Regions from separate parts of the Homo sapiens genome. Here all the other regions are linked to region 1. A link is a contact called in ENCODE Hi-C or POLR2A ChIA-PET data. All regions are on one chromosome and are shown on one strand. Each heading gives the region's core, a stretch centred on a gene start or an enhancer-like site at or near the end of the contact. The rest is flanking DNA. Distances are from core to core; before and after follow the strand shown.

What was found. Hi-C counts contacts between places; a loop is a spot of excess contacts on that map. ChIA-PET counts read pairs that join two places held with the same protein, here RNA polymerase II (POLR2A). Pooled maps may share reads with other maps.
Region 2: a loop to region 1 is called in a map of naive thymus-derived CD4-positive, alpha-beta T cell, with 4 times the contacts of the local background. The contact joins the promoter of ABCF2-H2BK1 here to the enhancer-like site in region 1. A Hi-C loop is called at or near these places in 2 of 168 maps with a recorded cell type or tissue (both naive thymus-derived CD4-positive, alpha-beta T cell), 1 of 37 single-sample maps with no recorded cell type and 10 of 50 pooled maps. POLR2A ChIA-PET finds 5 or more read pairs at or near these places in 1 of 52 experiments (CD4-positive, alpha-beta T cell).
Region 3: a map of sigmoid colon shows a loop between it and region 1 (2.1-fold over the local background). The contact joins the promoter of ZNF467 here to the enhancer-like site in region 1. A Hi-C loop is called at or near these places in 3 of 168 maps with a recorded cell type or tissue (ascending aorta, sigmoid colon and tibial artery), 1 of 37 single-sample maps with no recorded cell type and 16 of 50 pooled maps.
Region 4: a loop to region 1 is called in a pooled map, with 3 times the contacts of the local background. The contact joins the promoter of KCNH2 here to the enhancer-like site in region 1. A Hi-C loop is called at or near these places in 7 of 50 pooled maps. POLR2A ChIA-PET finds 5 or more read pairs at or near these places in 2 of 52 experiments (AG04450 and activated CD4-positive, alpha-beta T cell).

Annotation. Positions count from the first base shown.
Region 1 is chr7:150,408,506-150,411,702 of GRCh38, reverse strand. It overlaps LOC728743 (zinc finger domain-containing protein LOC728743), which reads right to left. Exons shown (of 3, transcript NM_001395976.1): 3 at 1-1,543. Among named protein-coding and RNA genes, the nearest start is that of LINC00996, 24 kb to the left of the region's middle. Within about 2 kb of position 1,947, at least 2 of the 41 ENCODE cell types and tissues checked have a DNase peak (open chromatin) inside an H3K27ac peak, as active enhancers do; they include sigmoid colon, where a contact is called at or near this core.
Region 2 is chr7:151,225,714-151,228,910 of GRCh38, reverse strand. It overlaps ABCF2-H2BK1 (ABCF2-H2BK1 readthrough), which reads left to right and starts at 1,706. Exons shown (of 17, transcript NR_160983.1): 1 at 1,706-1,748; 2 at 2,411-2,606. ABCF2 (ATP binding cassette subfamily F member 2) reads left to right here and starts at 1,706. Exons shown (of 15, transcript NM_007189.3): 1 at 1,706-1,748; 2 at 2,411-2,606. The coding sequence starts at 2,453. RefSeq lists enhancers at 1,530-1,609, 1,720-1,769 and a silencer at 1,870-1,929.
Region 3 is chr7:149,772,162-149,775,358 of GRCh38, reverse strand. It overlaps ZNF467 (zinc finger protein 467), which reads left to right and starts at 1,771. Exons shown (of 5, transcript NM_207336.3): 1 at 1,771-2,251. RefSeq lists a silencer at 2,149-2,328.
Region 4 is chr7:150,976,847-150,980,043 of GRCh38, reverse strand. KCNH2 (potassium voltage-gated channel subfamily H member 2) reads left to right here and starts at 1,723. Exons shown (of 15, transcript NM_000238.4): 1 at 1,723-2,206. The coding sequence starts at 2,131. It overlaps LOC124901776 (a long non-coding RNA gene), which reads right to left. Exons shown (of 3, transcript XR_007060592.1): 3 at 2,689-3,197. RefSeq lists a silencer at 706-1,055.

The DNA of each region.
Region 1 (3,197 bases), core at 698-3,197:
CTCGGATCTCCCCCTGAGCATTCTGCTATTCCAGGGTGAGGCATACAGTAGGAGGTAACAATGTATGATCCAACCTGCATCGAAGACAGCAAGACTCCAGTGCAGGGATCCACAGGCTGCCCTCCAACCACGCTGACCCAAACCCATCCCAGCCCTGGTCAGTTTTGCCTTTTCTGATGTTCATTCTGGGGAGGCAGGTGAGAACTTGTAGCTTCCAGGCTGACTGGTTCAGGTGTGAAGATGGGAGGAGTCCTTGCCCTGCTGCCTGCCTGGGCCCTGTTCCCTTCAACTGCACTGCTGCATACTCAGAGAACACACAGAAAGATCCTCCACCGACCTCTCACCCTGCCCAGAGCCACAGGCACCAGGAGCGAGGCCCTCATCCTCTTCCTCCCCAGCCCACTGGGCTGAACACTTGGCCAGCTGGGAGGAACCGCTGACTGGGCTTGGTTGGTGGAAGCAGGATTCTTTCTCCCTGGGGCAGACTCAGACCAGACTCAAGCTCCCACCAGCGTCCACAGCAGTCCAGCTTCCCCTGAGACCACACAGTGAAATCAGAGCCCAGGCCAGGAGCAAAGGGCTCCTTTGTGGAAGCCAGCGGCCAGTCAGGCAGAACAAGAAACAAAACCAGAAGAGAAAATCTAGCCCAAGGGACCTCTGCCAATGTCTGGGGAAGGGAAATGAGGCTCCAGAAACCTGACGCACCATTCGTTAGGTCTGGGAGAAGGGAATGACTAAAAAGGGCTCCTCGGAATTCTTTATTCCTGAACAAGGGAAGGAGGCTTGGCCAGGGGGAGGGAGGGGCACTACTTGTACAGTGGCCTTGACTCGGGGCTCAATGTGTGACAGGTAAGGAAAGGGCAGCAGGTGAAGTCCCCAGGGCTGAGGTTCTTAGCCTGGAGTCCAGGGATGGGTTTCATTCAGGGAGTCCAGTGGCTCCTGAAATTGCTTGGGGTTTTTGAGTCTACGTCAGTTATCTGTTTTCCTAGGGAAGGTCCGTAACCTTCATCAGATTTTCCAAGGGCTTCGTGTCTCCAAAGAGCTAAGAAGCACTGCTCAGAAAGGAAAATGAAGCCTGCAGGTTTCATTCACATCTGGAAGAAGGTTTTGCCTCTAGAACCAGGTCTGCCACCAACTTGCTGTGTTAGCTTAGACCAATCACTTCCTGTCTCTGAACTCTAGCCAAGTGGTGGACCAGGCGGGAGCAGAGAAGCCAGCTCTCCACACAGGCATCGTCCTACCACCAGTGGCAGAGAGTGGGGGCCTGTGGCCAGGCAGCCAGGATGAGGTCTGCCCCAGCTGTGATTCCCACCAGGCCTGGAGAGTTTGTCCACCAGAGCTTGGAATCTGCTTCCAATTCCAGGCTCCAACCAGTCACCTCCACTGGTCACCGCAGTGCACCTCTTGAGGCAGGTCTTCTTACTGGATGTGTCCTCATGCCCGGGTGCAGTGCCAGCCAGGCCTCCATGGAACTCCATTCCTGGTCTCCGTGTCCAGATGGGTTCTGCACCTATCGGGTCTTAAGATCCTGCCCACTCTGCAACTGTCGACAGAAACAAAGAGATCAGGATCAGGTGTGGAGCCGTGACATGGCCCTGCCCAGCCACCCCTCTGGGGCTAGGAGGGAGCGATCAGCTGGCCTACCCTGAATCTGTCCTAGGGTTTGAATGAATCCTCTTTGTCCCCTACCAAGCACTGCAAGGATTACGAATCCCATTTACAGATGAGACACCTTGGGTTCAGGGCATTTTGGTGACTGACTCCAGGTGTCCGAAGCCCCTGTTTAATTTCATCTTTGCCACCAATGCTAGTCTACAGCACCTGGGAGTGGTAGGCAGAGGACAGTCTCCGAGGAGCCATAGCCACATAGCACTGAGGATGGGCAGAGGGGGCAGTGGGGAGGGACGAGTCTCCAGCACCCAGCACAGGACTGAATGTGCAGGTCCCCTCGAAGCCCCAGCTCCCTTCCTCCCAAACCACTCCCAGGGATGCCATGTCCCCTTCAAACACCCGTACCACCCCTAACACCCCTGCCCCAGCTCCTATCACATGGCCCCAAATCCTCCCTGCTCCATCGTCCACTTTTTAAGCAGTGAAGCTAAAAGGTTCTGGGATTCAGAATCCAAAACAAAGCCCTGGCTTCCACCTGTTGTACCCCTAAGTACCAACTGTGGTGTAGGCAAGCTTGGCAAACCTGTTTCCTCATCTGCCAAAAGGCTGAAGAGGCCCGTGCCTCAGAGCGCCAGCTTGGAACCAGAGGTCCTGGAGCAGAGTCCTGGCTGCCCCCTTTCTCACTGCCAGACCTTGGCCAGGCCTCTTAGCTGGGGGCCTTATGTTCTCTTGCCCAGATGACCCAAGCCCCTCGAGGCTCCAGCTCTTCCCACATCAGTCTGTCCTCACAGTGCCTCTGATTCTCCTCCTAAAGCATAAGTCTGAGATCATAGCACTCATCTCATTAAAAATCTCAGTGTCCCCACCCCCTGACCACGAAGTCCTTTGTAGGGCAAACCTCCCCTTGGGACACCTGGAGACAGTCACTGAACTATCAGGACCCCCCCTCCCTTGAAAACACCCTTCTACACACTTGCTCTTCCTAGAACAATTTTATTTGTCCCCATGACCTGGTTCAAAGCCATCAAACTCCCCTGGGTGACGAAGAGAAACCAGTCACCCTCCTCGGTCTCACCCCAGAGCACTTTGTAGGTTGGCCCCGCGTCACACACCGAGTGTGAGCACCCCGTGTCAGGGCCTGCGGTCCTCATGTGTGTCTCTGGGAGAGCCCAGCCCGGCACAGTCAGTGGCACATGGTGTGGCAGAATCAACTAAGGCTCTGTGCACCAGTGACCTCACCCTCTCTCATCCAGTAGCTGCAATATATCCCAGCGAGGAAGAGTCCCTCATCTATATCCCCAACTTACAGATGAGTAAACTGAAACATGAAGTGAAATGACATCTCAAGGACAGCAGAGAGTGTGTACAGGAGCCAGGAGGCCTAGGGGCTGAGGTTGGGCGTGGGGTTTGTGGAAAGTGGCCTCTCCAAGTCTCTTTCAACTCTGACATTCTGGGGATGAAGATCCGGTAAGCAGCTCATCACAGAGAAACCTACAGCCCGGTACCCAGACCGCCCCACCTGCCATCAAGAATCAACACCACGCACTCCACCCCCACCACTCCCAGCCCTGAGAGGGGCTCTGGCC
Region 2 (3,197 bases), core at 457-2,956, 820 kb before region 1:
CAGAAGGGTTTTACAGTCATTTAACTGTATTCTTTTTGTAACTATATTCCCATTTTACAGAGGAGAACATGTACTTTGCCCAAGGCCACACAATGAAGCATAGAACTGGGGTTATGCTCTTAATTATGCTATGCCAAGTGAGGTCTCCACCTAGGTACCCCAGCAACACACGAAAGTCACTTCGTTTAGGGCACTTAATTTCATGGTGTCAAGGTCTGTTTTTTTTGTTTTTTGTTTTTTTAGAGACAGGGTCTAGTTTTGTCACCCAGTCTGGAGTGCAGTGGTTTGATTATAGCTCACTGCAGCCTTGAACTCCTGGGCTGAAATGATCCTCCCACTACGGCCTTCCAAAGTGCTTGGATTACAGGTGTGAGCCACCACACCCGGCTTGTTTACTTTTCACATGTTCCTTCTTTATTATGAGCTCCCTGAGGTCAGGGAGTGACTTTGCACCATTGCAACTCCAGCACATATATCTGAGCCTGACAGATAGTAGGCACTTCGTTGGTGGAGGATATTCTAGGAAAATGTATGTTCAAAGGCATGCAGGTGTAAAATAGCACGCTTAATCTCCGAACTATTTAAGTAGGTAAGTTCTACTGAAGTATGAGTTTGAGAAGAAAAACTAATTCTCATTGTTTGAGTCACGGACTGTGGGCGAAAAGGTGCCACATTTGGAGAATATGCTCAAAGGGAGCAATAGCTTCCTTTGCTGCCCCAAACGTCACTGATGGTGAGGCTTCTGCTGCACAGGAGCCTGGAGAAGTAACAAAGATCACAAAGGGCCTGCCTTGTACTTGAGGCTAAACATTTGGAGTTTACAATGTAGGTAATGTGAAGTCCTTGAGAGATTGTATTTATTTTTAAACCATCCAGCCCAAAATGTCATGTGAGAGATTTTAAACAGTGAGACTCAAAGGGAAAGTAACGGGCCCGGTAGCATGGCTAACTAATAATAAAACAAATCTCAGCCAAGGGGCCTTTTTATCTCGGGGCCCTTTCCACCAAACTTGCATGGCTTCAGTGGAAACCTAACAATGCGGCAGCGGGGAGGCTAAGCGGCCGAGGTTCCAAAACAACGTCTGGCACCTTCTAAAAGTTTAACAATGAACCAGCCTCTAAAATTAAGGTTTAATGAAACCAAGGCGCTTTCTTTCGTGAAGGAATTCCGTTGGCAACATCTTTGCAGCGATGCCCCGCTTTCTGGAACCCCTCCCTGCCCAGCGCCCCCTTCATTTTAGTCCTCCCCTCACGCTCCCACCTCTCCTCTCCCATTGTTTCGATCTACTCCCGCTGAGGCAAGCTGGGAAGTGTAGTTGCACGCCCTGCTGCCTGAGTCGGTTAGGTAGCTCTAAAAACTCGTAACTCCACAACAGCTCAATGGATTTTCGAGAGGTGGGGTAAAGCCTGAAGGCTCAGCCGGTTTATCCAACGAGCAATCTGGGATTTGCAGTTTCCAGCGCCCGAAGTGCGCCCGCTAGCAGAGAGCTCTTGGACTCTAATCCCGCCCCCTCCCCGAGCCTCGCGCATCCTGATGGCGTCACGCGGCCCCGCGAGGTCTGTGGGATACATAGTAGTCCTCAAGGCGGGTCTCACTCTTGGCCGCTGCAACTTGAGGACTACACTTCCAAGGAGGCAGCGCGGCGCGCCGAGAACCACCCGAGGCCGTGATTGGCTGGTGAGCCGGCCGCACGCGGAGGATCCTAAGGAGCAGCTCTGTTGCGACATAGGCCGAGCAGCGAGGCCCAGTGAGTTAGGGGAAGGGGAGCTGTAGGGAGAGGGTCCCCGCCGGTGAGGGGGAAAGAGAATTAGAAGAGGAAGCAGGGACGGGGTTTGGATGGAGGGCTCTGCGAGGGGGAAGATAGGGCTAAGGGAGAGAAGCTGACGGGCGGGGTGGGGGAGGACCCGGGGGTGACGAGCGTGGAGACTCGGAGGGGACTCACGCGGGCGAGGACGAGTGCGTCCCGGCAAGAGGCTGGGCTCGACGGCCGGGTGATGTGGAGAGGGACGATCGAGAAGAGGCCCGAGACGGACGGGAGGAGGAAGCCCGGAAAGTGAGGCGGCTAGCTGAGTGCGGAGCGCCAAGTTGTAGGGAAACCGGAGACGGAGACCTCCGCTGAGGGGCAGAACCTGGTCCCCAGCCGGAGGCCCTGAAAGAAGGAGCGTTTCCAAAGTGAGGCAGTCCGTGGGGGACTGGTGCCTGTGGGAAGAGATGTTAAGATTAGAAGAGCCGCTGAGAATCGGCATTGGTTTGGGATACCCTGACCAAGTTGGAACAGACGAGGCGGGGGCAGGCCAGGGCATCAGAGGCTTGATGTTGATACGAAGATTCCTGAGAGGGATGGAGCAGGGCCCAGGCATTCTTACTAGTAAGTTTAGGGTTTGGGGGTATCTGTTTGCCTTCCTTCAGGCTCCCTGAAACAACAGTAACCTACCCCTGTGGGTCATCATCATGCCCTCCGACCTGGCCAAGAAGAAGGCAGCCAAAAAGAAGGAGGCTGCCAAAGCTCGACAGCGGCCCAGAAAAGGACATGAAGAAAATGGAGATGTTGTCACAGAACCACAGGTGGCAGAGAAGAATGAGGCCAATGGCAGAGAGACCACAGGTGAATTGAGGGAGGGGTGAGTTGGGGATGGTTGCTAAGACTTAATGCATGCCCCAGCCAGAGTTGGAATCTTGATGCTGGGGGTAGTGGAGAATGTATCTGGTGTCATGCAACTTTTCATGATGAATCAAATCAGTAGAGTTGGAATTCGTGCCACCCTGTCATTGCGCAAGGAAGCCGAAGACGAGGTTCTCACATACTCAGTGGCAAGCGGATGTGAGAGTTGCTGAGCTGCCTTGCTGCTCTATTAGATTGTGAGGAGGGGATCAGTTCCCTGCCCCTTTCTCAGTTTCCATTTCTATGCATGGTGACCAATGTGCCAGGTTCTTTGCTACATTATACAATAAGCTTGTCCTCTCACTGGTGTAGTGGCTCTACCTACAAGAGAGTAACTTATGAGTTGATTTATGGGGTTTTTCCTGGGAGAGAGCTCCCTTTCTGTTATTTATATTTTGGGAAATATTTATTATTTCTCAAGTGCTAGACATGGTGCTATACACTGAGGCACTACCGTCTTCCCTCCAAAAACTTACCGTCTAGACTGGGAAACATGGCCATATGCGGTAAAGACTATTCCAGGCCCTTGGCAGT
Region 3 (3,197 bases), core at 522-3,021, 640 kb after region 1:
AGCACTTCTAGGGTAGCTGGGGTTCCTGAGTGTGTGGAGATGCGTGGGCAACATGTACCCTTTTCTCCAGGGTCCAGTTTCTTGCTGGGGATGATTATGTGTGGCTGGTTGGGCCCACCCTGTCTCCTTCTTCGAGGGTCTCCTAGAGTCTCTGGGGTCTAGAACTGGGGAGCCTATGCTGAGGAATGAGAGGACCCTCTGGAAGGAGTGGGCGGGGGAGCCAGCTCCCCCAGCCCTGGGGCAGAGCTAAGCCGGATGAAATAATCCGAGAATCCGGCTGGGAGGGGCAGTGACAGGCTCCACAGGGGAATCCGGGGTCCACCCTGGTCCCAGCAGAGCTCTGAGCACACCCGGACACCCGGGCTGGAATGCAGCCTGGCTCCGACTCCACACCCCTCGGTCTCCTAAACCTGATATCCCTCCGAGTATCCTGTAGAGTCATTCCACCTAGGGGAGGAAGGGGGCTGCTGTTAACCAGAGCTGGGCCGGGCTCTCCTTCTCCTGGGTTCACCATTGGTCCCAGGGCCAAAAAAGGGCCCAGAGTGAGTCTCTCAGGGGGTCACGGATGACTGGGATCAACTCCTGCTCTGGAGTCCTCAGAAAGAGCCACACGCACACCCAGACACCCCCCTTTCCTGTTTTACACACATGCACACTCTCACTGTAAGTCTCACAACACCGGCACAGGTGCTCGGCCACACCCCAGCACGCACAGTGACACATGCTACTCCAGGTGCTCCCTTCATCCTGGAGGCAGAGGAGCCTTCACAGCTGAGCCCGAGTGATGGGCGCTCTTCCAGGCACTCATCCTTGTGGTGGGCTGTGGTAGCAGGAGCTCAAGGGCCATTCACACCCTCCCCTTCCCAGCCTCACTCAGCTCTGGATTCAAACCGGGGCTGATCAGGCAGCACTGGGATTGGGAAGAGACCCGAGTTGCAGTCACCCTTTCCCGTAAAGGGGCAGAAGGGAGGAAGCTGGAACCCAGGGGTTTGGAGAAAGTTCATGGAGAGGAGACCGGGAACTAACAGTCCAGACTTCAGCATCTCCGGAGCTTTCAGGAGTGGGCGCAGCGGGAACAAGGCCAAGGAGAAACCTCGTAACCTGGGCAGGGAGGGCGAGTGGAGTCCCCTGAGGAGCTGGGGCTGAGGGCTGAGGGCTGAGGGCTGCCCTCCACATCTAACTCCAGGTGGTGTCCGGGCCAGCAGGCCCCCCAGCAATCGTCTCCCGCCCATAGAGCCCTCCCCTCTCTGCAGCCCCCTCCCAGACCCTCCCCCGGACCCCGCCCTCAGAATCTCCGCCCAGCCCCGTCCCAGCCTTGCCCCCTGGAGCTCCCGACCTGGCCCGGCCTTCTCCCAGGGGACCTGGCTTAAAGTCCTCTCCCCAGTTTCTACTTCGAAGGACCCGTTCTCGCAAGCACAGGGGCCCAGCCCTCTCTCCCGCCTGCCCCCACGGCTCCCGCGGCTGGTTTCGAATCGGGTCCTCGGGACTCCAGGCGAGGGGCTGCGGGTCTGGGTGGATCGGGGTGGAATCCGGGTGGAGAATGGGGGCGGGGCCGGAGTTTCCCAGACCGACCCCCCGGGCCGTCCTCCCGCGGGAGCGCGGCGCTGCACACCCGGCTGGCACCGGCGACTTAGAGACGGCAGCGCACGACTCGCTGGCTCCCCCCCGACACGGCCCCTCCTCGTTCCCCCAACTCCTCCCCGCCACCCCCCCACCCGTTCGCGCTCCACCTTTCCCCGGCTCCTCCCTCCGCGGCCGCGAGCACCCTCCCTTGGCACCCTTCCCCGCAGCCCGAGTGCCTGTCCTCCCCAGCCTCCTCGCCCTCCTCCACCCCCTCTCCCATCACCCTCCCCTCCCCTCCCCTCCCCTCCCCCGTCCTGAGCTCCCACTTCCACACCTACTCCAGGCTCGGAGCCTTAGGACCATCACCTGCCCACCTAAGCCCACGGTGCTCCCTCCTGGGACCCCACTCCTGAAACCCCCTGCCCCTGCCTCCCCCAGCCCGGTGCGCCGGGGCTCTCCGCCCGCTCCCTCGGTCCCTCCTCCCTTGCAGGCGCCGTTTCCCGGCTTCGACTCCCCGCGCGTCTATCCCTCTCCTCCCCGCGAAGTTTCGGGGCTGTCAGTCTGTCAGTCTTTCAGGCCGTCAGCACCCGAGCTGCAGGCGGCGAGCGCCATTGTGAGCAGAGCCGGCGGGGCAGGAGGCCCGGGCGCCTGGGTCCCCGCGGCGCGGGCGGAGCGGCCGGCCAGCCAGGTAAGGGCCGGGGAGGCTCCTCTGCAGGCGGCCCCGCCCGCGTCTCCCTCAGCGCCGCGGTTGGGTCACGGCCGGCTCCGCGCAGGTGACAGCCCCGGGGGTAGGGGCGCGGACGGCGGGCGTGGGGGAGGGGCGCGGGTCCGGGGAGGTCGGGGGCTGGGGGGAAGGGAGGGCAAGGCCGGCGCGGGCAGGGTGAGGGCTGTGGGGGTAGAGGAGACCGGGGGGGCTGGAGGGAAGGGCGGGGGCTGGGAGGGGGTCGGGCGGGAGGCAGGTGGGAAGGGGGACGACGGGCCCCGAGGGGAGGAGAGAGGGAGTGTGGGAGGGGGCCGAGGGGGAAGGGGAGGAAGAAGCGGGCGCTGGGGACCGGGCCACTCGGTAGGGGCGGGAGAGGAGGGCGCTGACAGGTGAGCCCCGGAGCTGGGGAGGGGGCCGGGACCTGGAATGAAGTCGGCGATCGGAGCTGCTTGGGAGGGCGGCGGGGCAGGGAGGTGGAGCTGAGGGTCCCGTCGGGAGGAAAACTTGGGAGGGGTGAGAAGTCCGAGGGGAGCAGAAATAGGGAGGGGGCGCCGCGGCGGAGAAGAGAGGCGCGGAGGGGTGTTCGGAGGGGAGACGGAGTGGGGAGGGCAGGGCCCGCGGGAAGGTCCCGAGAGAGCGGGTCAGCCCTAGACCCCCAGGCTTGGGGGCCGGAGGACCCGGGAGCTGGGAAGCAGCCTGGGAGGGGGGAGGGGAAGAGCGGTTCTGGGGACTGGGGACGGGGAGGGAAGCGAAGCTGGAGCCTGCTGGGGAGACAGAGGGGGAAGGGAGGCGGGGGCCTCGGAGGGGAAGGAGAGCTGCAGAAGGGAGGGGGGAGGGGGAGGGCGGTGGGGAGACGTGGGGGAGGGCTGGAAAGGGGGAGGGGAAGGGAACCGAGGTGAGGCGAGGAAAGGAGAAGGAAGGGAAACCGGGG
Region 4 (3,197 bases), core at 474-2,973, 570 kb before region 1:
CTACCCGGAACCCAGATGTGTTGATGCACCTGATGCCAAATGCTACACCAAGGAGGAGCTTGTGCTGTGGAAGGCCCTGGGCCCCCGGGGGGGTGAGTGAGGAAACTGCTGGCAGTGGAGAGGGCCTGAGGAATAACTGCACAGGCAAGAGCCTCTGGACTTTTTTAGCATCAGCTGTGGAGCCACCTCCTTCTCTCCCACTGGCTGCCTCCCTGAGTCACTGCCCACCCACCAGCAAATAAAAAAGAGTGTCATCTGCTGGCCAGTGGCCCCATTTGGCCCCAGTGTTTGCATCTTTGTGCTCCTGGGTGGAAGGTGAGAGTCCGGGTAGGGTGGTCTCACGACGACAGTTTTCTGCGCCTTCCTCCTTCGGGACTCCGATTCCTTCCCTGCCCTTTGTTCTTCCCCTCCCCCCATGATGGTTCTCGCTGGTGACAAGACCCAGCCCCTGCTCCAAGGACAGAGGCAGCTGCAAGCCCTCAGGAGCCCCCACATGGCCCCATCCATCTAGACAGGTCTCTGATCCGGCTGCAGGGAGGGGACCCTCGGCTGTTCAGCTGCGACTCCTCCCTCCCCGCCCGCCCACTCAGCTGTCAACACTCGCCTCCCCGCCCTGGCCTTCCCGGGGCCCTGCCTGACTGCTAAGTCCGAGGACACCGCGCCCGGAGACCCTCACTCAGACGCAAGCAGGCGATGAGCAGGCGGCGGGGCAGACACCCCGCCTGCCCTTGAGCATCCCTAGGCCTCCTTGCCTAAATAAGGGAGCCGCAGCTGGAGCGAGCCAGCTGGCCGGGGGGAGGGGCCTGCGGCTAGGCCAGGGCTTTCCGAGGGGCTGGGCCGTGGCCGCCGCCGCAGGGCCCCGAGCCCGCCGATTGGGCGTGCAAGGCTGGCCCCGGGCTGCCGGGGGAGGGCGGGCCGCTCGCACCCGGGGATCCCCTGGTTGGAACCTCGCGCTCAGGGACCTCTCTTTGATCCTGCAGCTAGGAGGCCGCAACTGCTGTCAGAATGTCCCTCTCTGTGCAGCTCCTATGCAGAGCCCCACAGAGGGCTCTCTCTCTCTCCGTGTGTGTGTGTGTATGTGTGTGTGTGTGTGTGTGTGTGTGTGTGTGTGTATGTGTGTGTGTGTGTGTGTGTGTGTGTGTGTGTGTGTGTTGGGGCAGGGGGCGTGCCCCTTCTAAGTTTAACCCTCCCTTATTTCAGAGCTCTGCTGCTCTGGGGCCTTCAGATTGTCTTGCTTTTCCTATTTCCAGGGTCTCCCTTGACTCCGGGCTCGTCTTCGAGGGTCCAGGCGTTGCCCCGGTCACCCACAGTAGGCACTGAGCGCGTGCTGTGTATACCAAGCCAGTGCTCGGCGTGGTGGGGAACCAGGGCATAAGGACCCGCCGTTTCCCTTCAAATCAGGTTTCTTAGTCGCTAATCTGGGGTGGGGGTGGAATCCCTTCCCCCATCCCGGCCGCCTACAAGCCGGCCATGGCACCTGTCCTCACGGTTTCCCCTGCCTAAGGGTCCCTTCCCCCTCTTCTGGGCGCGCGAGTCCCAGGGGCTCCTTGGCAGAGCGAGGGGCTGGCGTTGGGGGAGCACTCGGCGCGGCTCAGCCAATGGGAAGGTCGGGCGCGCGCGGTGGGGCGGGATGGGGGGGGGAGAGGGCGGTGCTGCGGGCGCGCGGCAGGCGGGAGGGGGCCGGGAGGCGGGGGCCGGAGCCGGAGGGGCGCGCGCCGCATTAACCCTTCCGCGGCCGGGCCGAGCCGCAGGCGCTGCCCGAGCCGCGGGCGCTGGAGCGGCTGTCGGCGCGGTGGCAGGCGGGAGCCAGGAGTCCGGGGCTCGGGCGGGCGGAGCGCAGCGCGGGGACGCGGCGGAGCGGGCCCCGCGGCTCGGCGGGGGCCGGCAGACAGGTGTGCCGGCGGCGGGCGGCTCGCGCTCAGGCGGCTCCAGGCCGGGCCCGGGGTCCGGAGCGGGGAGCCGGGAGCCGAGCGAGGACCCGGCGCCCGCAGTCCAGTCTTGGCCGCGCCCGTGCTCGGCTTGGCCGCGGGGTGCGGGGACCACGGCCCGGCCGGGCCACCCGAAGCCTAGTGCTGGGCCGGGCCGGGCCGGGGTGGGTGGGGGCCCGCCCGGCCCGCCCATGGGCTCAGGATGCCGGTGCGGAGGGGCCACGTCGCGCCGCAGAACACCTTCCTGGACACCATCATCCGCAAGTTTGAGGGCCAGAGTGAGTGGGGGAGGGGGCTGAGCGGGGAGGGGGCTCTGGGGGCGGGCCGAGCTCTTCCGAGTGTGGATGGGGGGGCGTGCCCGGGCCGTGTGCGTCGGCAAGTGCGAGTCAATGGGGCCTGGTGGGCCCCAGGCTTTGGCGAGGGGACGGCGGGGGCAAGGCTTGGTGCACCGGGGCCGTGGGCACCGGGCCAAAGGGTTTGGGGTTGGGGCTTGGGGCGGGAAACTCAGCTCAGGCTTTTGGGATCGGAGTGTGTGTGACACGCTGAGTGTGCAGGGAAGGGATGTGGGATGGAGTGTGCAGGTGTCCCCAACTCTGGGTGCGTGGACGTGGATGGGGCTGTGTGCAAGGGCATAAGAGTGTGTACGACCCAAACCCTGGGATCCCGAGAGTCCAGCGCGCACACTGGTCTTGCCAGATCTTGACTGTGTTGTGCCGGAGGGACTGAAAAGCCGTGGATGCAGGGTCAGCTCATAATCTCTTCTTGTGTGTGCCGTGTGTATATAACCCTGAGCCCATGTGTCACCCGTGAGTTAGACCCTGTATGGGCGGTGGGGAGGTGTCTTTGACAAGGCTGCGAGCTTGTGGGCTCTGTGGAGACAGGGTGTCCTGGGGCTAGAGCTGGGCTTTGAGGGTAAGCAGCTCCCTGTGGTACCCCCAAGTTGTGGGTTTTCTTGCCCTGGAGACTGTCACCTAATTCCCTTATGGGGACCGGGAGTACAGCACCCCTAATGCCTGCCTGGTAGGGAGGCTTCTAGAAGGGTCCCAGATTAGGCAAATGTCCTGGGGGTGGGCAGCATTCATGTGCCTGTCCCTAAGGCTGCATGAGCCACAGTGGGTGTGACTGCCAAGGGCCCTGGGAGTTGGGAGAGGATGACATTCCTTGTCCATGACCCTGTGAGCACAGGACAACGCGTGCTTGTAACGGTGGTTGGGGGAAGGAGGGGTCAGTCCGATGGTCAGTATTGTGTGAAGCGGAGGAACAAGATGA